Linked DNA regions of Homo sapiens: region 2 is linked to region 1. Evidence: read pairs that join two places in POLR2A ChIA-PET (ENCODE). Cell type or tissue: PC-9. All regions are shown on one strand. Links, peaks and the distances in the headings refer to the core of each region. The heading gives the core; the rest is flanking DNA. Region 1 overlaps ABCC1 (ATP binding cassette subfamily C member 1 (ABCC1 blood group)). Region 2 overlaps CEP20 (centrosomal protein 20).

The links. ChIA-PET counts read pairs that join two places held together with the same protein. Peaks named below come from ENCODE experiments on the same cell type or tissue, not always from the same donor. Only the 100,000 strongest peaks of a DNase experiment are listed, where the experiment ranks them.
Region 2: POLR2A ChIA-PET joins it to region 1 with 12 read pairs; 6 of 35 experiments call an interaction of 5 or more read pairs at or near these places.

Annotation. Positions count from the first base shown.
Region 1 is chr16:16,065,725-16,081,363 of GRCh38, reverse strand. ABCC1 (ATP binding cassette subfamily C member 1 (ABCC1 blood group)) reads right to left here. Exons shown (of 31, transcript NM_004996.4): 13 at 13,062-13,208; 14 at 9,635-9,722; 15 at 4,963-5,038; 16 at 1,886-2,012. Among named protein-coding and RNA genes, the nearest start is that of ABCC1, 120 kb to the right of the region's middle. RefSeq lists enhancers at 5,186-5,902, 5,903-6,620. In PC-9, for the core only: no CTCF peak of the experiment used is centred there; a DNase peak (open chromatin) is centred at 6,693; H3K27ac peaks cover 2,589 bases.
Region 2 is chr16:15,866,086-15,881,724 of GRCh38, reverse strand. CEP20 (centrosomal protein 20) reads left to right here. Exons shown (of 5, transcript NM_144600.4): 3 at 1,837-1,921; 4 at 8,098-8,234; 5 at 14,209-15,639. The coding sequence ends at 14,285. It also overlaps the pseudogene RNU6-213P. Among named protein-coding and RNA genes, the nearest start is that of CEP20, 15 kb to the left of the region's middle. RefSeq lists enhancers at 1,959-2,253, 1,694-2,893. In PC-9, for the core only: no CTCF peak of the experiment used is centred there; a DNase peak (open chromatin) is centred at 11,524.

The DNA of each region.
Region 1 (15,639 bases), core at 3,469-11,468:
TTTTCTTCCATTAATCTAGCTCTCATGGTTCATTCATCTTATTTTATGGCAGGAACTTGAAAGTAATGATAAAACATTTCTTAAAACAACAGCTAAAGGTCATTAATTTGGACCCAACCACAATGTATACTTTCTAAAGGCACTGTATAATCAAAGAAAGGGTTTTGCTCTGAAATAAAAACAATGTCATTAACTAGGCCAGGAGCGGTGGCTCACGCCTGTAATCCCAGCACTTTGGGAAGCCGAGATGGGGAGATCACCTGAGGTTAGGAGTTCTAGACTACCCAGGTCAACATGGTAAAATCCCGTCTTTACTGAAAATACAAAAATTAGCCGGGTGCAGTAATGGTGGGTGCCTATAATCCCAGCTACTCAAGAGGCTGAGACAGAAGAATCGGTTGAACCCAGGAGGCAGAGGTTGCAGTGAGTCAAGATCACACGACTGCACTCCAGCCTGGGCAACAAAAAAAACTCTGTCTCAAAACCCACAACAACAAACAACGTCATAAACTTGACATTCCCAAAGGCAGATTCCAAGAGACAAATGTGCAGTTGCACAGACACTAAAGAGGTGCGGACAAGTACACCTGGGACACATAAGGTTAAACAGTTAATAGATTTTTTCTCCTTGCAGGACTTGTCAGAGCCTTTAATTTGCTAATGTTTACTGTAAGTCTCCAAGAGGGAGGGGGCTGGAGTATGCATTATTTCCCACGCTTCTTTGAGCCTGGGGTTCTTTATCGCCCAAATGTCCTGCAAGATGAGCTGGCTGCAGACCACACTCCTGGAAATGCTGGTAGCAAAACTTCCAGGGACGTGTCGTTACACTAGGAAAAGGCCTTCATGGGGAGTGAACTAAATGCAAACAAAGGCTGTTGATTTCCAGTGGGGATTATTTGTAAAGGAGCCTCTTAAGCTCACTCCTGGGGAATTTCAACTTACTTCAAAGTACACTGTGTATTTAAAAGCAGTAAAACTGCAGTCTTCTTTTAGCTCCATATTAAGAATTCAACACTAAAAATTTAAACTGTTCCCTTTAAAAAATGTTCTAAGAAAATATTCCAACCACATAAACATTTTTGTTTTGTTACATTTATAAGAATAGATACTCAGAGATCCATAAAGATAAAGAACAATCCAAAAAGACCCAAACAGACCAAGAGACACTCAGTGACAGGCAGAGACGCAAGGGAAGGAGACACAGGCTGCGTACCAGGGAGTCTTCGTGTGTCTACTAAGTATTTCTTAAGTGGCCAAATGCGGTGGCTCACACCTGCAATCCCAGCACTTTGGGAGACAGAGGTGTGCAGATCACTTGAGGTCAGGAGTTTGAGACCAGCCTGGCCAACATGGTAAAACACCGTCTCTACTAAAAAAATATAAAAATTAGCTGGACATGGTGGCGCATGCCTGTAATCCTAGCTACTCGGGAGGCTGAGGGAGAATCGCTTGGACCCAGGAGGCAGAGGCTGCAGTGAGCCGAGATCACGCCACTTCACTCCAGCCTGCGGGACAGAGCCTGACCCTGTCTCAAAAAAAAAAAAACACAATAATAATGATAATAATAATAATAAAATAACAGCTTAATAAAGAGGTAACAAAATAAATATTTATTAAGTGCCTACTATATACTGGGCACTATTTTAAGTGCTGGGAGACAGATGGAAATAAATGATACCAAAATCCTGCCTTCTAGGACAGCACGGAACAGAACAGAAAGAACGAGAGAGAAAGAGACAGTGGAAAGATACAGGAGGAGGAGGAAAAGAGACGTTGCTGCTTTCGCTTCTGGCACAGGGACAGTCAAAAGAAACACCATCATTTCTGAGCTTTTCCTCAGACCACCAGCTTCCCCACTGCCCCTCCCCGCTGGTCCTCATCCTACCTTGATAGCCACGTGCCCCTCCACTTTGTCCATCTCAGCCAAGAGGGCTGAGAGCAGGGACGACTTTCCGCAGCCCACCTGGCCCACCACGGCCACCAAAGCACCTTCGGGGATGGAGAAGGTGATGCTGAAACGACACAACACACCTGGCTCAGCCACGCTGAATGAGGCCTGCCGGGCTAATGCCCATGGCCACCGAGCCTCAATTTACCCCAAGTAGAGAAAGAGAAAGACAGAAGGCAAGACTGTACTAAACACTGAAGGCCTCAACATTCCTTCCATTTCTACTGCTGAGTTCAGTTCAGTGACCTGTCTCAGGGGGCCTCCAGGTGGGAGGCAGGTGACAGGTGTCCCTTAGAGAAGTGAGGCAGGGAGTAACCTGAGGGATCCTGTCACAGTGGGCTTCTGGAACAGTTTTTGCCCCTCGGAGAGGCAGAAACTTTACTGGGGGCATGACGCAAGGTCTGAAAGGAGAGGACACCTCAAGACAAACTGGGGCCGGACACGGTAGCTCATGCCAGTGCTGGTAATCCCAGCACTTTGGGAGGCCAACGCAGGCGGATCACGAGGTCAGGAGCTCGAGACCAGTCTGGCCAACATGGTGAAACCCCGTTTCTACTAAAAATATAAAAATTAGCCAGGCGTGGTGGTGGCAGGGCCTGTGGTCCCAGCTACTGAGGAGGCTGAGGCACAAGAATCACTTGAACCCAAGAGGCGGAGGTTACAGTGAGCTGAGATCGTGCCACTGCACTCCGATCTGGGCAAGAGCGTGAGACTCTGTCTCAGAAAATAAATAAACCAAAAAACTCTGACAAAAAGCAGGAGTGTCCCACACACAGAAACATGTGGAGAGCCGGAGAAAGGTGTAAAGGGGTGAAGGCACAGGGTGTAACCAGGGATGCGATGGCACTGAGGTAGGTAGTGGCCAGACCTGGGAGCACCTTGAAATATGCCCTGGAAGGACGCTGTGCTAAGACACCTGAACTCTGCCAGCCGGGAGCCACCAAAGGGTTGAAAAGGGAAACGCATATGAATAAATCTGAGTTGAATTTCAGGAAGATGTCTCTATTGAAATCATCCTTTAACGAACAGCAGAAAGCAAAATAAAATAAGCTCAGCATTCACCCAGTAAGACCGGCTGTCAATGGGGCAGGTCAACCCCAGGCCACTCCCACTGCCGACGGCACCTCCAGAGCAGGGTTTCCATCCTCCCAGGGAAGGGAGGGCACATCCAAACCTTTGCTGGACTCACTTATATGGAATGTGCTTTTATTTTTTATTTATCTGTATTTAGTTACTTAAGTATTTATTTATTTTTTTGAGACAAGAGTCTCACTCTGTGGCCCAGGCTGGAGTACAGTGGCTCAATCTTGGCTCACTGAAACCTGTGCCTCCCAGGTTCAAATGATTCTTGTGCCTCAGCCTCCCAAGTAGCTGGGATTACAGGCGAGCGCCACCACATCCAGCTAATTTTTGTATTTTTAGTACAGATGGGGTTTCCCCACATTGGCCAGGCTGGTCTCGAACTGCTGACCTCCAGTGATCTGCCCGCCTCAGCCTCCCAAAGTGCTGGGATTACAGGCATGCACCACCATGCCCAGCTAGTTTTTTTATTTTTAGTAGTGACAGGGTTTCACCATGTTGGCCAAGCTGGTCTCAGACTTCGGACTTCAGGTGATGTGCCCACCTTGGCCTCCCAAAGTGCTGGGATTCTGTGCTTTTTAACTGCCACCTTTCTGATTTCAGAGTATTAGTGGAAATGCTGATAGTCGTTGCTGTCACTGATTGTTTCATTCTTATGACACTGCTGCATGGTGACACTCATCAGGCTTTTTGTTCCTGTGCTGGGAGGGGAAAGGATTATGGGGCCTGAGTGGGCAGGAAGCCCAGTGAGACAATACCTGCCACTGTCCACGTGAGACAGTACCTGCCACTGTCCACGTGAGACTGAAATATTCTTACAGGCTGATGAGAGAAAAGGGTTAGAGAAAGGTTCTGGGGGCTCATGGGGGGAAGGTAACTGAACAGGAAAACCACTGGGTCAGGAAAGGGACACAGATACAGATTAGTTGTGCAGCTCAACAAGACAGAACAGCTACAATTGAAGCAGGCAGGATTTAAGTTAGACATAAGGAAGAACTTCCTAAGCATGCAGTACCCCCATGAATTTTCAATGCAGGCCTTCTACAGATTGTTTTCTCTGGAGAGTTTCTCTCCTTCATCATAAAATACAGCAGTGATTTGGCTACCCAGGCATGAGCTAAACCTCTAAAAGGGTCCCATCACCCCTGTGTTTTGCGGATTCCTTAAGGGGGCCTAAAAAGCTGTTGATCAAGGCCTCTGGTCAGAACAAAATGAGAGGTGCTTGACAAGTTGCCTGGGGATAAGGTCAATTTCCTAGACATCATGTGCTTTGGAAAGGTAAGGACTGTAGGGTGTGGGGTGCCAGATAGAAAGCTGGCAAGAAAGGGTGAGCTGGGCAGCTGAGGGGCACTGGAGTTCAGCAGCATCACAGCCCCTGACTGAGACTGGCCAATCAGCACACTCAGTGTCTGAAGGCATAGCGATTGCCTCACAGAGGGCACAGGACCCAATCTGGGTCAATAAGAAGCAGGCAGTTCTCCTAACAGTGGGATACACAGTGGGAGCTGTTGGGACCATTTACCATCACAAGGGGAGAGGATGCGTGAGGATAAAGCAGACCAGGAGAAAGTGAAACACAGAAAATATGAAGAAAGTTCTGACGGCAGAGTCCCTGGATCACACCGCACCTGAAAGTAGAACTTCCCAGTTACGCAAGCCAAGAATCTCCTGTATTGTCTAAGTCTAGCTGTCCAAGGCTGCTGTAACTTACAATCCCAGGGAACCCTCTGTGCTAGGCATGTGTGTCTGCTTCTCACGACAGCCTAAGCAGGTGTATCTGCACCCATTGTCCAGATGGGTAAGCTAAGTCTTAGAAAGGCAAAGTGAGTTGTTCAAGGTCACAGAGAGGGAGCACGGTGGGAATTCGAATCCACGTTTAACAAAAGCCCTGTGGCTCTCTCCACACCATCACGTGTGTCCACGTCCCGGCTTACCCATTCAGTGTGGGAGGGTCGCTCCTGGCCCAGGTGAATGTGGCATTCCTCACGGTGATGCTGTTCGTGCCCCCGCCTACAAAGCACAGAGACATGTCAGGGACAGGCTGAGCTGTGCGACTCCACATGCACAGAACACTCTCTTTCTCTGCTTGAATGGTTCAACCCCAGACGCTTGGCACGAATGGCGCTAGGCATTATTATCTGGTGACATCAGCCACGGGTTCTGAAAGAAGAAACTCAACCTGCAGTTCTGGAGGCAGCCCCAGACCCAGAAAGCAGAAGGAAACTGCAAGCAGCTTTGTCCTTGTAAGATGGGGTTGCGCCATCTGGACGATCATCTTGGGAGATGACTGCAGAGGCGGGGGCCGCATGAGAATTACTCAATGCTCTCGATGCCCTGGCCCTTCTCAGGCAGGTTCGGGGCAGCTCCAGCTGGGAGGGCCGAGCAGTGGCCAAGGTCAGTGGGAAACAGCTGGCGTCCACATGCAAACCTCTCTCCACTGGGGTGGCCAGCATCAGACCGCTGGGCCCTCCTTGAGGTGCAAAGGGAGGTCGTTCACCCTTCTCCCCAGGTCCTCTGTCTTCCTCCCCCAGCCACACCACTCTACACACAGCACATCACAGCAGGTGGATCTTTCTAAAACATCCATCACGATAAACTCAAAAAAAGAGGATACGGAACAGGAAGTGTGGTACGAGGGCACAGGGAAGGGGAGAGTGTCGGAGACAAAGCCCACGTTAACTGGTTCCATGTTTCTGTCTTCTCCTGAGACAGGATCTGGCTTCTGCACCCAGGCTGGAGCGCAGTGGTGCGATCTCGGCCTACTGCAACCTCCATCTCCCAGGCGCAGGCGATTCTCCCACTTCAGCCTCCTGAGCAACTGGGACTACAGGATGTGCACCATCACACCCAGCTAATTTTTTTTTTGTATTTTTTGTAGAGGTGGGGTCTTGACATGTTGCTCAGCCTGGTCTCGAACTCTTGGCCTCAAGTGATCTGCTTGCCTCGGCCTTCCAAAGTGCCGGGATTACAGGCATGAGACACCATGCCCGGCCAGCTCCACACTTCTAAAGCTCCTAGCACCTCTGTCTTCTTTTACTCTTCTTCCTGTTATTTTCCTTTTACTTCATGTCTCTCACTTAAAACAAAAGCAGGCCAGTCGCAGGGGCTCATGCCTGTAATCCCAACACTTCGGGAGACCGAGGCGGGCAGATCACCTGATGTCAGGAGTTCGAGACCAGCCTGGCCAACGTGGTGAAACCCCATCTCTACTAAAAATACAAACATTAGCCAGGTGTGGTAGCGCATGCCTGTAGTCCCAGCTACTCGGGAGTCTGAGACATGAGAATCGCTTGAAACCAAGGCAGAGGTCGCAGAGAGCCAAGATCGTGCCATTGCACTCCAGCCTGGGCAACAGAGTGAAACTCTGTCTCAAAAAAAAAAAAAAAAAGAAAAAGAAAAAACAGAAAAGCAGCTCTCTGAATTATGAGCCACCTTAAGACCATCTGGAGATAATACAGGAGTATTTTTTGTTTAAGTTGTCAAATGAAGAAATAACTTCCTCCATGCATCAAAAAAACAAAAAACCTAGAGAGAGAGGAAGGTGCTGGTTAACCTAGATTAACTTTCTCCCTCAGCTCTTCTACGAGTGGACGTGGAATGAGGAAACTGGGAGTTGCTATTTAAGGAATTTAAGAAAAGCCACTGGAGACAGAGAGGTTGCAGAGAACGGTTAGCTTGGGAGCTGGGAGCAGCCAAGGGGGCCCCCACTGGCTAGAGCGTGCTAAACATTCCAGGAAGTCCAACCACCTAGGAGGCCACTATTAGGGCAGGAAGGAGGGGCTGGGGTGCGGGCGGCACCCAGGGGCCTAGGGGTTTCCTGATGCTTGCATTGAGCTGTGAACAACTTCAGTACCAAGAAACCACCCCCCACCCACCGCCGGCCACCTCAAATTTCAGCCTGTGGTTAGCAGAGAAATTTGACCCCAGAGTAGATGGAATCATTGCCTTATGATGTGAGGGGATGTGGGACACTGGGACAGCAGAAACCAGATGACCACAGCCCAGGAGTGTTGGGAGGAAGAGTCCAGCATCCACTTGGGCCACGGTTCTCAACTGGAGGTAACTGTGTCCCTCAAGGCACATCTGGCAATGTCTGGAGCCATTTTTGGTTGCCAAAATTGGGATGGATACTACTGTATCTAATGGGTAGAGTCCAGGGTTGCTGCTCAACATCCCACAGTGCACAGGACAGTCCCCAACCACAAAGAACAATGTGTCTCCAGATGTCAGTAGCGCCCAGGATAAAAAACCCCACACCAGGGGGCTGAGCTGAAGATGCTGAGACCATCTCGCTCAGACCAGAGAAGTGACAACTCCCAGGATCTGTTTATCATCTTCTATGCACCAGGTGCTGTGTCAAACGTGTCAAACGTTTTAGGTGCCACTAAAGATACCTGAGCGCCTGCGAGGTGCCAGACACAGCTCACGCGGTATAACCGACGTTTACACACATTCAATCTTCTGACATTGGACTCTGGAGCCAGACTGTATGGGTTTGAATCCTGGGGCTACCACTTCGTACCTGGGTAGCCACAGGCAAGTTAGTTAACTTCTCTGTGCCTTTGTTTGTTTGTTTTTTGAGACAGGGTCTCACTCTGACACCCAGGCTGGAGTACAGTGGCATGATCATAGCTCACTATAGCCTTGAACTCCCGGGCTCAGCCAATCCTCCTGCCTCAGCCTCTCAAGTAACTAGGACTACAGGTGCACCACCATGCCTGGTGAATTTAATTTTTGTAGAGACGAGGTCTCACTACATTACCCAAGGTGGTCTCAAACTCCTGGCCTCAAGCAATCCTCCAGCCTTGGCCTCCCAAAGTACTAGGATTATAGGTAGGAGCCACTGCACCCAGCCTGTGCCTCACTTTTTCATCTGTAAAATAAGGCTGACAATCATGCAATCAACTTCAGAGGGCTGTGATGGGGTGTCTATGAGGCAGTGCACACAGAGCACTTCTCACAATGCTTGGCACATAGTAGGTGCTCAGTAAATCTCAGTGAGGCAACACCCTATGGCCAGGAAGAGCATGGACTCTACCGATGGGCTGTGGGTGTGAATGCTGGTTCTTCTTTTGATCAGCTGTGCAATCTCAGGCAAGTTTCAGAGACCAGTTTCTTCATCTGGAAAATGGGGGTTTCCATCACCCTCCTCCAGGGGTACCATGGTGAGTAATGGACAAGTTGGGACATTGACATCCTTGGAATGGCATGTGCATGACAGAGGCTTTATAAGTGAACGTGTCACTGCACTTAGTGCCATTAATATTTATTATTATTATTTTTTTTTTTTTTTTTGAGATGAAGTCTCACTCTTTGCCCTGGCTGGAGTGCAGTGGCGCGATCTTGGCTCACTGCAACCTCCGCCTCCTGGGTTCAAGTGATTCTCCTGCCTCAGCCTCCCGAGTAGTTGGGATTACAGGTGCCCAACACCATGTCCAGCTAATTTTTGTATTTTCAGTAGAGACGGGGTTTCACCTTGTTGGCCAGGCTGATCTCGAACTCCTGACCTCAAGTGATCCACCTGCCTCAGCTCCCCAAAGTGCTGGGATTACAGGCGTGAGCCACTGTGCCCGGCCTAATATTTATTATTAAGTGCCTAGAGAGATGGTTACAAACAACATCCCTGGCTCAGGGGGATGGGCTGGGAAACGATAAATTAACAAGCTACAAAACAAACAAACCTGCCAATAAAAATGCATGGCCAGGTGCAGTGGCTCACATCTGTCATCCCAGCACTTTGGGAGGCTGAGGCAGAGGGATCCTTGAGCCCAGGAGCTCAAGACCAACTTGAGGAACAAAGCAAGACCTTGTCTCTCCAAATAAAACAATTTAATATTGAAAAAAAAAAAAAGGCCAGGAGAACTGGCTCATGCCTATAAGCCCAGCACTTTGGGAGGCTGAGGCAGGTGGATTGCTTGAGCTAAGGAGTTCGAGACCGGCCTGGACAACATGGTGAAACCCTGTCTCTACAAAACATACCAAAATATTATCCAAGTATGGTGCTGTGTGTGCCTGTAGTTCTAGCTACTTGGGAGGCTAAGGTCAGAGGATCACCTGAGCCCACGAAATCAAGGCTGCAGTGACAGCTGTGACTGCACCACTGCACTCCAGCCTGGGAAATGGAATGAGACCCTGTCTCAAAAAAAAAAAAAAATCCAAGTAACACTCAGCCAAAGAAAGGTACTTTTGTTTCCCTTATCTAGATAAAACTGAGGCTCAGACCTAAGTCTACACAGCTTGTGGGTGATGGAGGCTGGCCAGCCTCCAGAGTCCTCATTTAGCCCAGAATAGAATCAAGGTCAAAGCCTTGGAAAGTGACTCCCACGGGGAAGCCTCAAGCAGCTGCTGACCCTCAGCAAGAAAACAAAAATGCAAGTGCAAGTTCACCCTCCTGGGAAGTGTGAGACAGGACAGAAGCCCAGGAGGCCAGGCTTCCCTTCCCTTCTGCAGGCTCTGCAGAACCCTTGTCCCCCGGGGTCTCGCAGACAAGCGGCTGGGCAGAGTCAAACCTGAGGGCAGCCAAGGGAAAGAAATGCAAGTAGGGAGGACCCAGTGGGAGATGGGAAGGCGGCCACTTCCAGAAGCCAGGACTGAACACACACACACCGTCTTTGACAGGCCGTCGCTCGATGCTGTCAGGTTCCAGCTCCTCATGGGAGAGAAAGATCCTCAGGCGTTTGAGGGAGACACTCGCCTGTACAGAGAGCAATGGCAGGGGAGAGTTATTTTTAAAAAGCATTTTTGCAAAACCAACCAAGGTTAACTTTCAAGGGTTTCCCCAGGTGTGGAGGGGCACACACCCTCCCTTATTTCTGAAGGTCCCACATTTCTTAGAACCAGTGTATACTTTAGAATTAAACAAAACAAAAAAAGAAACAGGTTTGGTTCTGCTTTGTTTTAAAAGCCCACAAAAGGTATTTCAGAAAAAATGGGCGAATGGCTGGGCACGGTAGCTCAAACCTGTAATCCCAGCACTTTGGGAGGCCAAGGCAGGCAGATCACTTGAGGTCAGGAGTTTGAGACCAGCCTGGCCAACATGGTGAAACCCCGCCTCAGCTAAAAAAAAAAAAAAAAATACATAAAATTAGCCTGGCATGGTGGCACGCACCTGCAATCCCAGCTACTCGGGAGGCTGAGGCAGAAGAATCACTTGAACCTGGGAAGGCAGAGGTCGCAGTGAGCCAAGATCATGCCACTGCACTCCAGCCTGGGTGACAGAGTGAGGCTCCATTTCAAAAAATAAATAAATAAAAATAAAAATAAAAGAAGAAAAGGGCAGAGGCCTGGTGGAAAAGGGACTCTGGAAACGTAACAGCAAATGCAACAGAGCCAATTCAAACAGCCCAATGGGACAGGCATTTCTGAGATATTCCAGAAAACTTGGATATGGGCTGAGTATTATTGTAAAAACTTATTGTTAGTTTGCTTAGACATGATGATGGTATTACATTATGTAGGAAGAAATGCATGCTGAAATATTTGTGGGTAGAATGTAAGGGGTCTGAGATTTGCTTTAAAATTATTCGGCAAAGAAAGGAAAGAATGAAGGGATAGATAGCAGAGTTTAGCATTAAAAACAAATGAAGGGAAAGAGGGACAAGGGAGGGATACTGAAAAAGAATGAGATAAATCAACTGTGGCAAAATGTTTTGGGTTTTTTTGTTCGTTTTTGAGATGGAGTCTCGCTCTGTCACCCAGGCTGGAGTGCAGTGGCGCAATCTCGGCTCACTGCAAGCTCCACCTCCCGGGTTCACAACATTCTCCTGCCTCAGCCAACCGAGTAGCTGGGACTACAGGCACCTGCCACCACACCTGGCTAATTTTTTTATATTTTTAGCAGAGACAGGGTTTCACCGTGTTAGCCAGGATGGTCTCCATCTCCTGACCTCATGATCCGCCCACCTCGGCCTCCCAGAGTGCTGGGATTACAGGCATGAGCCACTGCGCCCAACCTTGGTTTCTTTATTTGAGACAGAGTCTTGCTCTGTTGCCCAGGCTGGAGTGCAGTGGTGCAAACATAACTCACTGCAGCCTCAAACTCCTAGGCTCAAGCGATCCTTCTGCCTCAGCCTCCCATGTAGTCACTGCAGGCATGCACCCCACACCCATTTTGTTATTTTTTGTAGATTAAGGGTCTCATTGCCCAGGCTGATTTTGAACTCCTGGGCTGAAGCAATCCTACCACCTCAGCCTCCCACAGTGCTGGGATTACAGGCGTGAGCCACTGCGCCCAGCCAAAAAATGCCGATGTTGAATCTGAGTGATGTGTACACGGGGTTCATGTTGTATTATTTCCTTTCTTGGAGACTGAGTCTCACTCAGTCGCCCAGGCTGGAGTGCAGTGGCACAATCTCGGCTCACTGCAACCTCGGCAACCTCCACCTCCCAGGTTCAAGCGATTCTCGTGTCTCAGCCTCCAGATTAGCTGGGATTACAGGCACCAACCAATACATCTGGCTAATTTTTGTATTTTTAGTAGAGACAAGGTTTCCCCATGTTGGCCAGGCTGGTCTCGAACTCCTGACCTCAGCTGATCTGTCTGCCTTGGTCTCCCAAAATGCTGGGATTGCAGGTGTGAGCCATCATGCTTGGCTTTTTTTTTCTTTTTCTTTTTCTTTTAATGCCAGTTTACAAACTTTAAGCTATTCTACTTCTGTGTACACTTGACATTTTTCATAATAAAATGGATTTTTTTGTTTTTGACAAAGCCTGCTATCAGCCTTGTACTACCAAATTTTACGGTTGATTTGCCTATGTAGTTAAAATGGAGTTTTCAAAAGGGATGTTCGCAATGCTCGGAAAAAGAATGTGAAAACAGTGCAGAAAAGTGACAGGAGCTTCCAGTAGTGCCCAAGTGTGACAAAACAGAAAGCCACCCCTCCTTACACAGTCAATGGCAGGAATTTTAGAGATTCTACATGGTCTACATTGTTTCTAAAAAATAAAAACAAAAAACAAAAAAAAACAGGGTCTTACTCCCTTCACCCAGGCTGGAGTGTAGTGGTGAGACTATGACTCACTGCAGCCTCAACTTCCCAAGCTCAGCTGATCCTCCCACCCCAGCCTTCTGAGTCGCTGGGAGTACAGGGGCACACCACCATGCCTGGCTAATTTTCAAACATATTTATTTATTTATTTATTTATTTATTTATTTATTTATTTATTTTTATTTTATTTTATTTTATTTTTTTTTACATACAGGGTTTTACCATATTGCCCAGGCTAGTCTCAAACTCCTGGGCTTAAGAGATCCACCTGCCTTGGCCTCCCAAAGTGCTGGGATTACAGGCATGTACCATCATGCCCGGCCGTAAGGTTGGGGTTTTTCTTTTTTTTTTTTTTAATTTTGAGACGGAGTTTTTGCTGTGTCACCCAGACTGGAATGCAATGGCACGATCTTGGCTCACTGCAACCTCTTCCTCCTGGGCTCAAGCAATTCTCCTGCCTCAGCCTTCCGAGTAGCTGGGATTACAGGGACCCGCCACCACACCTGGCTAATTTTTGTATTTTTAGTAGAGATGAGGTTGCACTATGTTGGCCAGGCTGGTCTCGAACTCTTGACCTCAGGTGATCTACCCGCCTCAGCCTCCCAAAATGGTGGGAATACAGGCATGAGCCGCCGCGCCCGGCTGTAAGGTTGGGGTTTCTCAAAGCGTGGGTGGTCAAGACCTATCAGTGGGTTGTAAAATCAATCAAGTCAGACAAGAGCTACGTTTTTTAAAAAAAGGATAGGAATGGCGGAGGAACAGGCTGAAGAGAACAGAGTATTTCGGAAAGATTCTTCCAGAGCATGGGAAAGCCCTGCTGCATTAAACTTGATTCATATACTCAAGTGCGAGTTCTCTGTCAAGAAGTCAAATGTGTTTTCTTTCTTTCAGGCATGACCAGACGAAAGCATGGCAGCCTTTGTCCGGGCCTCATGGAGCCCGACCGGGAGTGTGATCTAGAGGCTGCGCTCGGGGGCACTTCCATGCTTTCGTGGCCTAGAACCCCAAGGCCCCCTCTCGGAAGTCGCCCCAGCTTCCCCCTGTACCTGCACGATGCTGCTGATGACCATGGGGAGAATGTTCAGGGGAAACCGGAGGATGTTGAACAAGGCCAAAGACACGAAGGCTGTCTGGGCATCCAGGATGTTGTTCTCGTCAATGGTCACGTAGACGGCAAATGTGCACAAGGCCACCTGCAAGCAGAACGCCCAGTGCTGACTGCTGTGCCCCGAGTGAGAGTCATCATCCTAGGAGCAGTGACAGGCCCTGGAGACGCGCTTGGGCCCTCCCCAGGTGGCCACAACTGACCAGCTGCTGGAGCTCGTGGAAAAACCTGGGGCAGTATCTGGCACATGGCAGGTGCTCACTAAACACTCTGGGAATGAACTGGATAAATCAACGACCGGGAGCCCAAAGAGCCGGCCTCTCCCATCAACTTTCTCAGAGATGTCCTAGAGGGGCATTCTTAGTATTCCTCAAAAGCACCAAGCACAATCCCCAAGCCAGGCCTTTGCCCCTGACGTTTCCTCTGCCTGAAACCATCTTCCATCCAGGGGGCCACCTGACTCCTCCCTCTCACCATTCAAGGGAGCTGTCTCTCCCACTTTACCCAAATAGCCCTGCCATCTGGCCATCGGCCCATGTATTTTCAGGGTCTCAGCACTGCCATTTCATTGTTACTTCCTGGAAGGTCATACAGCTTAAAAATAAAAACCATACACTTTGCCATATTTCCGCTGTGGGACCCTGGTTGAGTTATTTCACCTCTCCAGGCAAGCCCCTATTTTCTCATCTATAAAATGGAAGTCATGATAGGCTTTTAAGGGCTGTTGGCACTTATGTAGGGTGTTTATTTGCACAGGGCCCAAGCACAGTAAAACTCAACAGATGGCAGCTGTTTTTATTTCTTGTTGGAAGATTTGGTCCAAATTCCTTAGATCATTCTTCCAAGGAATCTATTAACGTGGTCACACAAGCGAGAGCCCGGTCCCACGGGAAGCCAGAGCTGGTTCGTGTTCTGGCTCTGACATTAACAAGACAGATGACGCTGAGCCATGGCACAGAAATTTTCCAGGCTCCGATGTCAAGAGGGAGGCAAGGTGCTCGAAACGACAGGGACGCATGATCCCTGGGTGCAGTGGTGCAATCATGGCTCACCACAGCCTCGACCTCCCGGGCTCAAGCATTCCTCCCACCTCAGCCTCCCGAGTAGCTAGGACTACAGGCGCATACCACCATGCCCGGCTAGTTTTTTTATTTTTGTAGAGACAGGGTCTCCCTATGCTTCCTAGGCTGTTCTCGAACACCTGGGCTCAGGCCATCTGCCTGCCTCGGCCACCTAAAGTGCTGGGATTACAGACATGAGCCACTGCACCCATCCTGGCTCCCATCTTCTAAGCGGTAACGCAACACTGGCATCTTACCTAAAGATACTTTTTTTTTTTTTGAGACACAGTCTCATTCTTTTGCACAAGATGGAGTGCAGTGGTGCGATCGCAGTTCACCGCAACCTCTGCCTCCCAAGGTCAAACGATTCTCATGCCTCAGTCTCCAAGTAGCTGGGATTATAGGCGCCCACCACCATGCCCAGCTAATCTTTTTGTATTTTTCTTAGTAGAGATGGGGTTTCGCCATGTTGGTCAGGCTGGTCTTGAGCTCCTGGCCTCAAGTGATCCGTCTGCCTCGGCCTCCCAAAATGCTGGGATTACAGGTATGAGCCACCATGCCCAGCCCAGAGATATTCTTTACTCGAAAGGGTCTACATGTATCTACATGATAGACTTCTCAACCATAAAAAGGAGTGAAATTCTTATACATGCTAAAACATGGATAAACCTTGAAAACATCATGCTAAGAAACCAGTCAGATGGCCAGGCGGGGTGGCTCACACCTGAAATCCCAGCACTTCGGGAGGCTGAGGCGGGCGGATCACTTGAGGTCGGGAGTTCCAGACCAGCCTGACCAACATGGAGAAACTCCGTCTCTACTAAAAATACACAATTAGCCAGGAGTGGTGGTGCATGCCTATAATCCCAGCTACTCAGTAGGCTGAGGCAGGAGAATCGCTTGAACCTAGGAGGCAAACGTTGTAGTGAGGCAAGGTCATGCCATTGCGCTTCAGGTGGGCAACAAGGGAGACACTTCGTCTCAAAAAAAAAGAAAACAGTCAGAAAAGGCCACCTGTTGTTTGATTCCATTTATATGAAAAGTCCACAGTAGATAAACAGAGACAGACAGAAAGCAGATTACTGGTTGCCTGGAATGGAATGGAAGATTTGGGGAGCAACTGGTAACAGGTACAGGGCTTCCTTTTGGGGTAATGAAAACGTCCTGGAATTAGTGGTGATTGTCATTATCATTTATACAAAAAACCCACTGGGTGACCTTCACACCACCACACATCACACAAAAAAACCACTGAATTGCACACTTTTAAATGGTGAATTATACCTCCGTTAAAAAAATACATTTCGATCGGCATGGTAGCCCATGCCTGTAATCCAAATGCTTTGCAAGGCCGAGGAGGGAGGATCACTTGAGGCCAGAAGTTCGAGCAGAGCCAGGGCAAAAAAGCAAGGCTGTGTCTCTACAAAATTTTTTAAAAAATAAGCCAGGTGGCTGGGC
Region 2 (15,639 bases), core at 7,640-15,639, 200 kb after region 1:
AGTGAGGAGAGACTGGATGGATATAAATAAGTCAGAATCCTGGTTACCCCTGGACTTGGTGGGGTGGGGGATGCAGCTGGGGGTTGGTCTGAGGCACCCTGAATGTGTGTCATCGGATTCCCTCGTTTCAGGTTCCATCTCTGCTTTGACTACTTCATGCCTCAGCAAAGAAGCGAGGCCAGGAAGTAGATTTTGCAAGAGAGAATGAATTCTTTGTGAAGTTAGAATTTTTCGTTACAGATCCTTTATTTAATATTAAACATACGTCTGAACTACATAAAGACTCATGATTTTTATGGTTTAAGGATCTTTGATATCAGCATCTCTGCTTTCCTTTGTTTGTTATAGATGGCTGTATGATACCAGTTACACCCAGAAAAGAAGAAATTATGAAAATAGTGGGGACTTGGGATTCACTAGAATGAAATATAGTGACAGTAGTCAAGTTTTCATATTAAATGGTTTGGCTTTTTTTAAAAAACTGGGATATAATTTACATACAATAAAATTTACCTTTTAAACTGTACAGTTCTGTACTTTAGTCAAATGCCTGCAGTTGTGTAATTACTACCAGATCACAATCAAGATATCACCAGCCTTTTTGGCACCAGGGACTGGTTTCATGGAAGACAATTTTTCCATGGACCTGGGAGGATGGTTCGGGATGATTCAAGCATACTCCATTTATTGTGCATTTTATTTCTATGATTGTGTTGTAATATATAATGAAATAATTATAACTCACCATAATGTAGAATCAGTGGGAGCCCTAAGCCTGTTTTCCTGCAACTAGATGGTCCCATCTGGGGGTGATGGGAGGCAGTGAGAGATCATCAGGCCTTAGATTCTCATAAGGAGTGCACAGCCCAGATCCCTCGCATGTGCAGTTCACAATAGGGTTCACGCTTCTATGAGAATCTAATTCTGCCAACAGGAGGCTGAGCTCAGGCAGTGATGCTAGTGATGGGCAGCAGCTGTAAACACAGATCAAGCTTCCCTCACTTGCTTGCCCACTCCTCACCTCCTGCTGTGTGGCCCAGTTTCTAATCTGTGGCTCGGGGGTTGGGGACCCTTGCTGTAGATGGAACCGTACATGATGTAGCCTTTTGAGTCTGCCTTTTTTCACTTAGTGTAATACATTCAAGATTCAGCCATGTTTGTTTTTCCTTTGAACACTGTTCTATTGTGTGGCTGTGCTAGTTTGCTCATCTATGACCAGTTGATGGGCATTGAGTTGTTTCTAGTTTTAGCAGTTAGGAATCAAGCTGCCATAAACATTTACATACAGGTTTTTGTGAGAACATAAGTTTTCATTAATCTTGGGTAGAAAGCTAAGAGTGAGATTGCTGGGTTGTGTGGTTAAGTGCACGCTCACCTTTATAAGAAAACTGCTCAACTGTTTTCCAAAGTGCCTGTACCATTGTGCTTTCCCACCAGCAAAGTGTGAAAGTTCCAGCTGCCCCACACTTCAGGTTAACTTTAATTTTTATTTATAAGTATTGTCACCAAGTGGATATTCTTTTCAAAAATAAGTTATTGATAAACAGACTTCCAAAATTTAGTATTATAATTTGGATATAGAAATGGTATTTTTCCAACCAAACACTGGGGAATTTAAAAAGTGAATTTATGTTAAACTGTATTAAGACATGCATTTAACAAAAGAGATATTTTGAAAGTCATAAAATCACAGGCAATTTGATCTGTCTTGGTGTGTGTTGTCATCATTCTTCCAAAATCTAAAAAGTGTATGTCTGGTAAATGTGATTCTTTTCAAAATCTTATTTGCTTTTTAGTTTAATAGACTGAGTGTTCTCATGAATTTATTTCTCCCAGAATCTGGTCAACCTGTAGTTCCGTTGGACAGACAGTTTCTCATCCATGAACTAAATGCATTTGAAGAATCAAAGGATAATACAATGTAAGACATTTTTTTAAAGAAGTTTCCACATATTGTATTGAGTCATAATTGCACCATGGTGGTTTTACTTCATTTTAATTCAAGTATTTATTCAGATCTAGTGTGTGTCAAGCATTGTCCTAAATCCAGGGTGTGCAGCAGTGAATAAGTCAGATGAGATCTGTGTTTGCTGAAGCTACAATTACATGGCTTCAGAGTGACTCAGCATCTTCTTTCTGGAGTTAGCTCCTTTTGACTTCTTGATCCTTTGTCCTTCTAAGGCTTTGTTTGTTTTTTAATTTATAATTTCAACTTTTATTTGTATTTTCAAATTATTTTTGTAGAGGCAAGGCCTCGCTTTTTTGCCCAGGCTGGTCTCGAACTCCTGACCTCAAGTGATCTTCCTGCCTTGGCCTCCCAAAGTGCTAGGGTTGCAGGTGTGAGCCCTCCATGCCTGGCCTCTGAGACTTTGCCTTGTCAGTTGTTTTCTTCATATTTAACTCTTCCTTCACTCCAACTTAGGAATGTACTCAGATCTCTCCTCTCCTAAAACAAAAACAAAAACAAAAACAAAAACTATGAACTTCCAACCCCAAGCTTCTGCTCGAATACCTTTTTCTACCAAGATTACTGAATCAGCCCACTGCTTTCGTTACTATTACTCTGTCCTTTGCCCTCTGTGTACCTCCTCTCACCAACTATGCTCTTGAAAAGGAGGATGACCACTTTCTAGTTTTCTTAGTTTTTTTCTATTTCAGTGTTTCTTAAACTTTTTCTGGAGAGTCCCTGTATAGCCAAAAAAAAAAAAAAAAGTACATAGGAGACCTGAGAACATAGCTTAAAGCAGCCTTTTTTTAAATCTAGAACTTTCTTTGAAGCCTTACGTTTTCTCATCCTAAAAGTTCTTAAGGCCAAGTGAGGTATCTCGTGCCTGTAATGCCAGCACTTTGGAAGGCTGAAGTGGAAGGATCACTTGAGCTCAGGAGTTCAAGACTAGCCTGGACAACATGGGGAAACCCCATCTCTAGCCAGACGTGGTGGCTCATGCCTGTAGTCCCAGCACTTCAGAGGCTGAGGCAAGTGGATCACCTGAGGTCAGGAGTTTGAGACCAGCCTGGTCAACATGGCGAAACCCCATCTCTACTAAAAATAACAAAAAGATTAGCAAGGCATGGTGGCGTGTGCCTGTAGTCCCAGCTGCTAGGGAGGCTCAGGCATGAGAATCGCTTTAACCTGGGCAGCGGAGGTTGCAGTGAGCCAAGATCACACCACTGCACTCTAGCCTAGGTGACAGAATCAGACCCTGTCTCAAAAAAAAAAAAAAAAGTTCTGAAAGTTGTTTGCTTTACTATATAAATGTTTTAAATGACATTCCAGTTAAATCTAACTCTCCCACAAATCCTTGTGTAAAATTAATGTTCCAGGATCATATACTACCTTTGTCATTGTGTGTATAGTGAAGTCCCTGTTGCTTAGCGTAGCACTTTACACCTCTTTCTACCCGTCTGTTGTTCTATCTGCTCACACCTGATTTCTGATTATGCCTGGAAGACACTTTGCAACTTTATGCTGCTTTGCCTTGTAAACCATTCCCTTATCCTAGAAGCCCTACATCACCTTTCTCCCTCTTCTATTGGAGCATCTTAACTTCTATTGGAGCATCTTTCCTTTCTGTTGGCCCTGTTCAGATAGTAACTCCTTTATGGCATTTTCCTCTTTCTCTTCCTCTCATCTTCCCTTGTTTCTTTTTTTTTTCTTTTTTCCTTTTTGTGAGATAGGGTCTCGCTCTGTCGCCCATGCTGGAGTGCAGTGGCCCCATCTCAGCTCACCGCAATCTCCTCCTGGGTTCAACTGATTCTGCCTCAGCCTCCTGAGTAGCTGGGATTACAGGTGTGCACCACCATGCCCAGCTAATTTTTTTTCATATTTTTTTGTAGAGATGGGGTTTCACCATGTTGGCCAGGCCGGTCTCGAACTCCTGGCCTCAAGTGATCTGCCCACCTCCACCTCCCAAAGTGCTGTGAGGTTTTTTTGTTTGTTTTTTCAAGGCAGGGTTTCACTCTGTTGCCCAGGTCTCTAGAGTGCAGCGGCTTGATCATGGCTCACTGCAGCCTCGAACTCCTGGGCTCAAGCGATTCTCCCACCTCAGCCTCCCATGTAGCTGGAATTACAGGCATACGCTGGCATGCACCATCATGCCTGGCCAATTTTTGTATTTTTTTTAGAAATGGTGTTTTACCATGTTAGCCAGGCTGGTCTCCAATTCCTCAGCTCAAGTTATCCACCTACCTTGGCCTTCCAAAGTGTTGGGATTACAGGCATGAGCCACTGCACCTGGTAACAAGTGTTTTGAAAAGTATAAAAATTGTATAATTGAGAACAGTGGGAAAAATAATTGGGGGAATCTAAGCGTGACTTAGGATGAGCAGTGAGTTATTACATCATTTAATACAAGACATCATTTTACATTTAGCAGTTGATGGAAATAAGCAATGACTATTACTGGCTTCTTGGTAGCTTTTGAGATACCTACTTCAGATGAAAGTATTAAGAAGTTTGTGCTCACTTTAACAGCACATAAACTAAAATTGGAGCGGTACAGAGATTAGCATGGCCCCGGCAAAGGGATGACACGCAAATTCGTGAAATGTTTGATATTTTTTTAAAAAAGAAGGCCGGGCGCATTGGCTCACGCCTGTAATCTCAGCACTTTGGGAGGCCGAGGCGGGCAGATCACGAGGTTAGGAAATGGAGACCATCCTGGCTAACACGGTGAAACCCCGTCTCTGCTAAACATACAAAAAATTAGCCGGGCAAGGTGGCGGATGCCTGTAGTCCCAGCTACTTGGGAGGCCGAGGCAGGAAAATGGGCGTCAAACGGGGAGGTGGAGCTTGCAGTGAGCCGAGATCGTGCCACTGCACTCAGCCTGGGCGACAGAAGCGAGACTCCGTTTCCAAAAAAAAAAAAAAAAGTAAGTTTGAGAGAGGATGAGGAAGCAAAAAAAAAAGTTGCTAAAACGGCTTTATTTTTTAAAAGTTAGGTAACTTCTTTAAGCCCTTGTTTCTCACACTTCAGTGATTGGCATTCACAGAGTTTGCCATAGTCACATATTACTCATATTATTTACTTACAGATCTGCAGTGCTGCATCTGAAACCACTGAGGCCAGATACATGTTTGAAAATCCAAATGCTGTCGGGTTTTAAAATGACATGCCTGTAGTCCTAGCTACTTAGGAGGGTGAGGCAAGAAGATTACTTAAATCCAGGAGATTGAGGCTGCAGTGAGCCATGATCTTGCTGCTGCACTCCAGTGTGGGCCACACAGCGAGAGTTCTTTTTTTTTTTTTCGAGACAGAGTCTCACTCTGTCGTCCAGGCTGGAGTGCAGTGGCGTGATCTCGGCTCACGGCAACTGCCGCCTCCCAGGTTCAAGCGATTCTCCTGCCTCAGCCTCCCAAGTAGCTGGGACTATAGACGCATGCCACCACGCCTGGCTAATTTTTTGTATTTTTAGTAGAGACGGTTTCACCGTGTTAGCCAGGATGGTCTCGATCTCCTGACCTCATGATCCTCCTGCCTCGGCCTCCCAAAGTGCTAGGATTACAGGTGTGAGCCATCGGCCCAAGACTTCAATTCTTTAAAAAAAAAAAAAAAGTAATATGGTACATCTACCAAATACTACATGTATGTGCCAGGGAGTCCTAAAGTAGTATTCCACAATCACATTAATATTTTCTTTCTCTTTTTTTTTTTTTTTGAGTGCAATGACATGATCTCAGCTCACTGCAACCTCTGCCTCTTGGGTTCAAGTGACTCTTCTGCCTCAGCCTCCTGAGTAGCTGGGATTACAGGAGCATGCCACCACACCCGGCTAATTTTGTATTTTTAGTAGATACGGGGTTTCTCCATGTTGGTCAGGCTGGTCTTGAACTCCCGACCTCAGGTGATCCTCCTGCCTTGGCCTCCCAAAGTGCTGGGATTACAGGCTTGAGCCACCACACCCAGCACATTAATGTTTTCACACAAAGTAAGATAAAGTCTGTAATAGCCTTGTTAATAGCCTTGTTAGGTCAACCCTTGCCATCTGATGATTTTTTGCCAGATATATGAAGAGAATCCAGTTTTCAGAATTTTGCATTTCAGAATTACAGGCAAGTTATTGTGAGGCCGCACTTTTCTTTATCTTTTTGAAACTTATTTTAAAAGATAAACCTTAATCCATGAATTTGCAAGTTGCCTCTCCCTTCTGCACTCAAGCGATCCTCTCACCTCAGCCTCCCAAGTAGCTGGGACCACAGGTGCATATTACCTTCTGTGGCTAATTTAAAATAAAATTGCTGTAGAGCTAGGGGACTCGCTATGTTGTTCAGGCTGTCTCAAACTCCTGTTTGAGGCCAGGCTGGCCCCCCAAAGTCCTGGGATTACAGGCCTGAGCCCCCATGTCCAACCCAAAATTTTAATCACAAGTACATTTTTTTGAATATTTATTTAAAAAATAAAACTTTTAACATTTAAAAATCATCTTGAACCAGTTAACACTTTGGGGAAGATTAAAGTAAACAAAGAGACCTGTTTTATATTACTAGGTGACGCTTTCATAAGAGTTGCGGCATCTTATTAAATAAAGAAACTTACTTTCCTGGTTTCCCTGTGGCATGGAAAAATTAGTGTGATATTATTCCAGAATTTGGTAGCTTAGAACAACAACATAGATTATTTGTGGAATATTCGGGGATTTGGGATTGGCTTAGTCACGTAAGTCTAGCTCAGGCTCCCCCTTGAGGTTGGAGTCAAGATGCCAGCCAGGGTTGTAGTCGGAAGCCTTGAATGTGGCTGAACTATCTGCTTCCAAACTCATAATGATATTGACAGGCGGCCTCAATTCCTTACTGCATGTAACTTTCCAGGGCTGCTGAAGTGTCCTGAGGCATCTGACTTCTCCCAAAGGCAGCAATCCAAGAGAGAAAGCAAGGAGGAAGCTGCAGGGCCATTACCACGTGGCCTCTGAAGTCAGCTTTGTGCCAGTTAGAAGTGAGTTCAGCTCACACTCAGAGGGCAATGAGATTCCATCTTTGGAAGGGAGCGTCGTACTGTAAACCATTATACCAGCTAGTAAATAGATACATATCTCAAAAAATAAATCCTCCCCACAAATATATACACCTACTATGTACCCACAAAAATTAAAAATAAAGATTAAATCCTTTTAATTGTGTTTTCAAATTTGAGATTGGAAACAAAGGAAAACATTTCCATTGTACCACTCTTGATTGTCAGCAGAGCAGCTTTCCTTGATGCAAGAGTACTAATATAAATTCCCAGGCAGCACACTGTAAGGAAAACAATATGGGATTTGGGGTTCAAGTGTAAACTTTGTTTACTATCTGGGGGAATCTCTAGCAAATCTCCTGGCTGTGGTTTTCTCCTTTATAAATTGCAGTTGATGATCTTGACATTACACGATGAGGATTAGATGAGAAGAGGTATACGTTCTGTAAACTATAAAGAAGATTTTAAAATAATAGGTAATGTAAATATTAATCTAAATAAATGTTAGCTACACAGGAGCTAACATTTATATACCATTTCATATGTGCCAGGCACAGTAAAAAACACTTGACATTTATTAACTCATTTAGTGCATAACAGCCCTATAAGGGAGGGACGGTGCTTATCCTAATTTATAAAGGAAGAAACATTTATGAGGCTGGAGAGGTTAAGAATCTTACACAGAGTCCCACAGCTAGCAAATGGCAAAGCCAGAATTTGAACTCAGGTCACCTGGCTCTCAGGACCTAAGACTTTTTCAGGGCAAGGACTTATTAATCAAGAGGTGTTTATTGAATACCTGTTGTGTATTAGATGGGGTTAGGTATTGGGAAATACTCTACTGGACTTTGGAGTTTAAAAGAGATTCCTGTGGATTGATAGAAATGATATTTCAGTGTAGATGAGGTTTAAGTTGTTAACATGTTTTCTCTGGGTTTTAAAATTGTCATGAAATTAAGTGGTACTCTTAAATTTAAAAGTATGAACAATTTGCATTTTGGATAATCATGCCGCTTTTTAAAGTCTAGTGAATCACTTGGTCTTTTTGATGTCAGAGGTTACCTTTTAAAGAATAAATGTTTTAAGCTTTTCCCGTTTATGCAGATTTATTAGCTTTTGGTTTTGTTTTGTTTTCTTCCTGCTATAGACCTCTTTTATATGGGATTTTAGCCCATTTCTTGCGTGGAACTAAGGATGGCATCCAGAATGCATTTCTGAAAGGGCCTTCACTTCAGCCTTCAGACCCAAGTCTTGGCAGACAACCTAGTAGAAGAAAGCCAATGGGTATGAGTTTTCCAAGATTCATCATTTAGCTGTCAGCAAATATGTTTTCTTCCTATATATTTTTCTTTTGGAGTCTTTACTGAGCTTTTGAGTCATAGTTTAATTCTGCTTATATCTAATATGTCTAGCCTATGTTACTCCAAGAAACAGAATGCTTTTTGTAAAGAATCTTGGACAGGGAAGGGTGGGAGGCATAACTGGGCAGAATTCTTAGATGTAATTTCTTTATAGAAGTATTTAAAACTCTGGGCTAGGCACAATGGCTCATGCCTGTAATCCCAGCAGTTTGGGAGGCCGAGGCAGGTGGATCGCTTGAGGCCAGGAGTTTGAGACTAGCCTAAGTGACATGGTGAAACCCCATCTCTATTTTTTTAATTAAAAAATTATATTAATTAAATTTAAAAAAAAACAAAAAAATACTGAAAACTCCAATTTTCATGTAAATTGTAAGTATTTGGAGCAGCTTAGATCCTTGGTATACTGAATAAATAGCTTTTTATCAAGTGATTATTTTTTTTCCTCTCCATGACTGCAAAATAAAAGGTAAGATTGCTAAATACAGATAGAGAAGTCATTTGCATTTTTAGGATACTGTTTATGTTACAGTGGAAGTTACCTACAAGTTACAGATTGTTAGGAGAATCGCCCACATTTCTTTCAGATTGCCTGTTTTTTAAATGAGCTTTTGGTAGCTTTTAAATTTTTATGTATTTTTTTGAGACATAAAAATACATAAATTTTTATGTATTTTTTTGAGACATAAAAATACATAAATTTTTATGTATTTTTTCTAGTCACTCTGTCGCCTGACTAGAGTGCAGTGGTGCTATTATAGCTCACCGTAACCTTGAACTGCCGGGCTCAAGCAATCCTCTCACCTTCTTGCCTCAGCTTCCCAAGTAGCTAGGACTTCAGGCACCACACCCAGCTAATTTTTTAATTTTTGTGGACATGGAAGTCTCAACCGTGTTCACTAGGCTGGTCTTGAACTCGGTCTTAAGTGATTTCCCACCTCAGCCTCTCAGAGTGTGGGGGTTACAGGCACGAGCCTGTACCTGGCCCTGACTTATTTTGATTATCCCAGCAATGGGATCCCATTTTCACCATTTGAATTGAGTGGGTTATAGCTCAGTGTTTTCAGTTGTGGTAGAGAGCTGATCAATTTTTTTTTTTTTTTGAGACAGAGTCTCGCTCTGTCGCCCAGGCTAGAGTGTAGTGGTGTGATCTCGTCTCACTGTAAGCTCTGCCTCCTGGGTTCATGCCATTCCCCTGCCTCAGCCTCCCAAGTAGCTGGGACTACAGGCGCCCATCACCACACTCGGCTAATTTTTTGTATCTTTAGTGGAGACAGGGTTTCCCTGTGTTAGCCAGGATGGTCTTGATCTCCTGACCTCATGATCCGCCCACCTTGGCCTCCCAAAGTGCTGGGATTACAGGCTTGAGCCACCGCGCCCAACCAAGAGCTGGTCAATTTTTAAGGACAGTTAAAGGTGGGGTTTAGGCTGCCAATTATCAGAACAAATGTAAATCTTGAATGTTGACACGAACTTTTAGGAAACTTTTAGGAAACGCCTAAAATGTGGATTGCCTTTGTAGTTTCCTAAACTGCTATGACCAGTAGTGACCGTGTTAGATGCTTGGTGTCTCTTGAGGTCTGAAAGTAAACAGTGAATCAGGATAACCTATTTTGGAGGTGGTTTCTGACTGCACTAGGAGATATCTTTCTATATATATTAGAATGCTGAACTGGATGGAACGTTGGAAAATAAGTCATTCCCATCTACTTATTTCATAGTTGAGAAAACTTTAAGAAGGTTCCAATACTAAGAGGTTAAGTAACTCAACTAAGACCTGTAGCAGATAATTAGTAGCAGAATCAGCACATTTGATTGCTGTTCCCGTATACCTTTCCACATATAGATTATGGAGAAGTTTTCCAAATTCTCTTTTTAGGGATTGGTAAGGAACTGACATTACTGCCTACTAATTGGCAAGTACTTAACGAGCAAAATAAAACATTAATAGTGCAAGTACATGAGTAAATCTCTAAATTTTTTAAATAGTAAAAAGTTCCCTTTAACTTTCCTTTCTTCCTTCTTGCCTCTCCCTAACTCCTCAATTCTTCTCCCTTTTTATAGAAGGTGTCCCTGTTAGCAGTTTGCAGGGTATTCTTTGGGACTCATTTCTATTTTATTTTATTTATTTTATTTTATTTTATTATTATTATTTAAATTTTAGATGGACTGTCACTCTGTCACCCAGGCTGGAGTGCAATGGCACAATCTCACCTCACTGCAACCTCCGCCTCCCAGGTTCAAGTGATTCTCCTGCCTCCCAAGTAGCTGGGGCTGCAGGCATGTGCTACCACACCCGCCTAATTTTTGTATTTTTAGTAGAGATGAGGTTCACTGTGTTGGCCAGGCTGGTCTCCAACTCATGACCTCAGGCAATCCACCCCCCTTGGCCTCCCAAAGTGCTGGGATTACAGGTGTGAGCCACTGCATCTGGCCATGCCCAGCCCCTTCGGGACTCATTTCTGTGTATTTAAATATATATACATTGTTATGGTGCACGTTATCCTGCAATTTGCTTTTTTTTACTTGTTGATACGTGTAGATCTCGTTTTTAACTTTGTTTCATATTCCAGAGTATTATTACAATCATCCTTTTTTTAATTTTAGAGATGAGGTCTTACTCTGTCATCCAGGTTGGAGTGCAGTGGCACAATCATAGCTCACTGTAGCCTCAAACTCCTGGGATCAGTCTTTCCACATCAGCATCCCAAGTAGCCGGGACTATAGGGGTGCACCACTGCACCTCGCTTATTTTTTAATTTTTTGCAGTCAGGGTCTTGTCCTGTTGCCCAGGCTACTCTCCCACCTTATAATCACTCTTATTTAGTTTTAAATATTTTGCTTTTACGGTATTGTGATGTAACATTGTATCTTTGTCCACACATTACAGTATTGTGATGTAACATTGTATCTTTGTCTACACGTTTCTCTTGTGTGGATGCCTAAAGTAGAGTTGTTGGTTCAAAGGATATGCATATTTAAAAATGTAGTAGATATTGTCTAATTCCCCTCCAAAAAGGCTTTATCAGTCTATACACTTACCAAGAATATATGACAATATGAGTTTCTGAGTTCAGTTGTCACCAGTGGATATTGTACACCTTAACACTTCTTAACACAGCAACCCCAAGTCATTGATACTATCAGTCCCATAAAGAAAAATAACCGCTTGAGAAATAACTTTCTGGTTTGTAAGTTTCATAATCAGCCTTGTTAATACTCACGGCTCATGACTAGTAAGAAAGTTATAAGGAACACTATTTCCTAACCAATTTCTGTTCTTCTGAGATGAAAGCGGTAGATTACGCATACACCATAGAGAGAAAGGTATTTATGGAGGGAGGGAGGGAAAGAGACACCTAGACACACGACCTGTACACCACTAAAGTGCCAGGAACATCAGAATCGAGTTCAAGTCAGTAAAGCCACCTTGGGTGCCTGTTCTGTGGAAAGCTCTGCAGACAGCTCAGAAATGAGGATGACTGCTGAATGAATCGGGGAAGAACAGTGATTTTGCAAATTATTTTCTTGGTCATCAAAAATTTTATTGACACAACCTCTTTGTGTAGTGCCTTGAAAGTTGTCAGCCAGAACTGCATCATGTTTCAGTAACACACTTAAGCTTTCCATTTACTTCCTCAACTCTAGCTTACTGTCTCCGTAACTCTTATTTGACAGCATTGAAAAGGTTATGAAGATACTAAAATCCTTATTCTACATCACAGCACCTTGTCTCCACAGAAGCTCATTCAACAGAAATATCAAACCCTGAAACTAAATTGGCTTTTACTTGAAAATAAGTTCAGGCCAGGCCACGGCAGCTCACCCCTGTAATCCCAGCACCTTGGGAGGCCTAGGTGGGCAGATCACTTGAGGTCAGGAGTTCGAGACCAGCCTAGCCAACATGGTGAAACCCTGTCTCTACTGAAAATACAAAAATTAGCTGGACGTGGTGGTGTACGCCTGTAGTCCCAGCTACTCGGGAGGCCGAGGCAGGAAAATCGCTTGAACCCAGGAGGTGGAGGTTGCAGTGAGCCGAGATTGCGCCACTACACTCCAGCCTGGGCGACAGAGCGAGACTCTGTCTCAAAAAAAAAAAAAAAAAAGGAAAGAAAGAAGTAAGTCCAAAGCATGCCAAGATGAAAAAGTGCTTCTCTCATCCAAGTTTTCAGTGCTGAAAAAAAATGAAGAGGGTTTATGTAGGCACACCCACCTTTGAAATGACAGCCAGTGCATTTGTACTGCTGCTGTTAGTGCTTGTAATCTTGAAGGCAAAGTAGTTTTTGCTATTCAACTTTATATATATATACACACACACACATTTTTTTTCTTTTTTTTTTTGTTTTTAAGAGATAGGGTCTCACTCTGTCTCCCAGGCTGGAGTGCAGTGACACAATCATGGCTCTCTGCAGCCTTGACCTCACAGGCCCAGGTGATCCTCCCACCTCAGCCTCCCAAGTAGCTGGGACTACAGCTGGGACTACATTCCTGGCGAAGATTTTTATTGTAAATGAAAGACCAGATTTTTATAATAGGGACAGTCATCAGCTTAACTTTATTGCACATCTATCAAGCATAGTAGACTTCATTTTTTATAACACTTTTCTAGAAGACCTAAAATTGTTACCTTCTGAGGAAATTGTTAATTTTTTTTCTGTCCAGCAAAGTTACCTAAAATAAAGGGAGAGAGATTTCCATCTGTTTTCCAGACCCTTAAAGTAGTATTGGCACTGAGAATAAGCAGCTGAGAACTAATAAAGCGTGTGTATAATCACATTGTAGAATTAGAAAACCCAGTGATAAAATTGCATTTTCTAGCAGCTTATCTAAATTTATGTATATATTTTTTCCTATTATCAAAGTTGTTGCAAGAAAGATGTTTTATCAGTTGTAGAAAGTGTTTGGGGTTCATATATTCTCAAGAATCTAGTTTTTGCATTACATTTTTGTTGCATTAGGATATTAAGTCTCTAGGTTCTTTTTTTTTCTTCTCGAGACAAGAGTCTTGCTCTGTCGCCCAGGCTGGAGTGCAGTGGCACGATCTCGGCTCACTGCAACCTCCACTTCTGAGTTCAAGCGATTCTCCTGCCCTCAGCCTCCCAAGTAGCTGGGATTGTAGGTGCCCGCCACCACGCCTGGCTAATTTTTATATTTTTAGTAGAGACAGGGTCTCTATCTCCTGACCTCAGGTGATCTATTTGAAGTGGTTTTCATTGTGTTGTAATTGAAGAGCTTTGGCAACCCTCAAAATGCTGATTGAACACCTTGTCCTTTCTTGCAAATTTCATTCCTTACATGTAAGAGAGAGGTTTGTAACTACTTATGCATGGGTTTACTGCAGGTTGTACTCTACTCAAAAAAAAAGTCAAGAAACTCTTTTGAATAATTAGAGTCCCTAATGCCAGACATTTCTGATTTCTTTCTTTTTTTTTTTTTTTTTTTTGAGACCGAGTTTCACTCTTGTTGCCCAGGCTGGAGTGAAATGGCACGATCTTGGCTCACTGCAACTTCTGCCTCCCAGGTTCAAGCAATTCTCCTGCCTCAGCCTCCCGAGTAGCTGGGATTACAGGCGCCTGCCACCACGCCCGGGTAATTTTTGTATTTTGAGGAGACACGGGGTTTCACCATGTTGGCCAGACTAGTCTATAACTCTTGACCTCAGGTGATCCACCCACCTCGGCCTCCCAAAGTACTGGGATTACAGGCGTGAGCCACCACGCTTGGCCTCTGATTTCTTCAATAGTGTTTAAAAAATAATGGGTTTTTTTCATTGTCCTAAACCATCTAAAGTACTCATAGAATATTAAATATGTAACATCCTAAGATATTTGTAGCTATGTCTACCTATCTGTGTGTTTTGACTTGGGATAAGTATTAACATTGGTTTCTGTGCATTTCAGATGACCACCTAAGAAAGGAGGAACAGAAAAGTACTAACATTGAAGATCTTCATGTTTCTCAGGCAGTCAACAGATAATGCTTTGTTTGGGGTATCTTTTGTCTTAAAATTGTATTATTAATTAAATAACTTATTTATTGTCCCAATGTTACCAAAATGCACCACTAATGTTTGTAGAAATTGGAGTTTCTACAAAACACCCCTCATGTTTAACTACATTTGTGAATAAAAGCTAACTCTTGTCATCTAGCTTATTGGATTTGACTTGAAAAAAAAAGTATTGTTTTTACGAAGTATTTTTTGTTTTTTTGAGATGGAGTCTCGCTCTGTCACCCAGACTGGAGTGCAGTGGCACGATCTCGGCTCACTGCAATCTCTGCCTCCCGGATTCAAGTGATTCTCCTGCCTCAGCCTCCCAAGTAGCTGGGAAAACAGGCCTGTGCCACCACACCGGAGTAGTTTTTGTATTTTTAGTAGAGATGGGGTTTCACCATGCTGGCCAGGCTGGTCTTGAACTCCTGACCTCAGGTGATCTGTGTGCCCCAGCCTCCCAAAGCGCTGGGATTACAGGTGTGAGCCACTGAGCCCAGCCATTTAGGAAGTATTATAAAGGCCCTTAAAGTTTGTAAGGAAATGAAAGGGCTTTGTATTACCTTTTCAATAGGCAACAATGTACTTTTTCTTTCCTTAGACTTTGGCTTACTGGAAGATTTAATTAAAAGGTAGAGGAGAAGTAAATTTGCTGTAATAATTTTGCTGTAAATAAAACAAAGAGTTTATTTTATTAGATAAAGAATGTGAAGTAAGCATGAAGAGACAGGCTTTGGGAGAAATACCAGAAAGGGATTTTTCAAAGATGGCATTGTTTAATCTCCGTGTGGCCCTCGGTTGTGCAATCACAGATGAGCCAGAAGAGGGCCAGCCCCCTACTTGTTTGGGCTCCGAAACTCTTACCAAACATCAATTTTTATTCTTGGGATAGAAAAATAGTATGTGCTATCTCTAATACGCTACTTCGATATTTATTAAAGAAGTATTTTTAATGTAGTGTCCACAGGCTCATTTCATTGAAAACAACTGACTATGATGATAGACAGCTCCTGATTGGCAAAAGTTCGATGGTATATTCAGAATTAAATTTTGCCTGCACACCTAAACACTGACAACATTTAGCTTAAAGGTTTTCCATGGAGAAGAGTGGTAAGAGCTGTAGTTAGCAAAATTGGCATCCTCTTTAGGGTGTCAATTCTGTGCTGCTTTGCAAATTGTTGAAACTTTTGATTTTCTGTTTGGCAATGCTAGTCAGTGTTCACTTCTTACAGATTAGCCAAGAATTTTTATCTAAATGCAGAAACTTATTAATGAAATCCATTTAAACTATACTTACACAACATTTTGGGAGGCCCTGCTGGTAAAATTATATATGGATGCA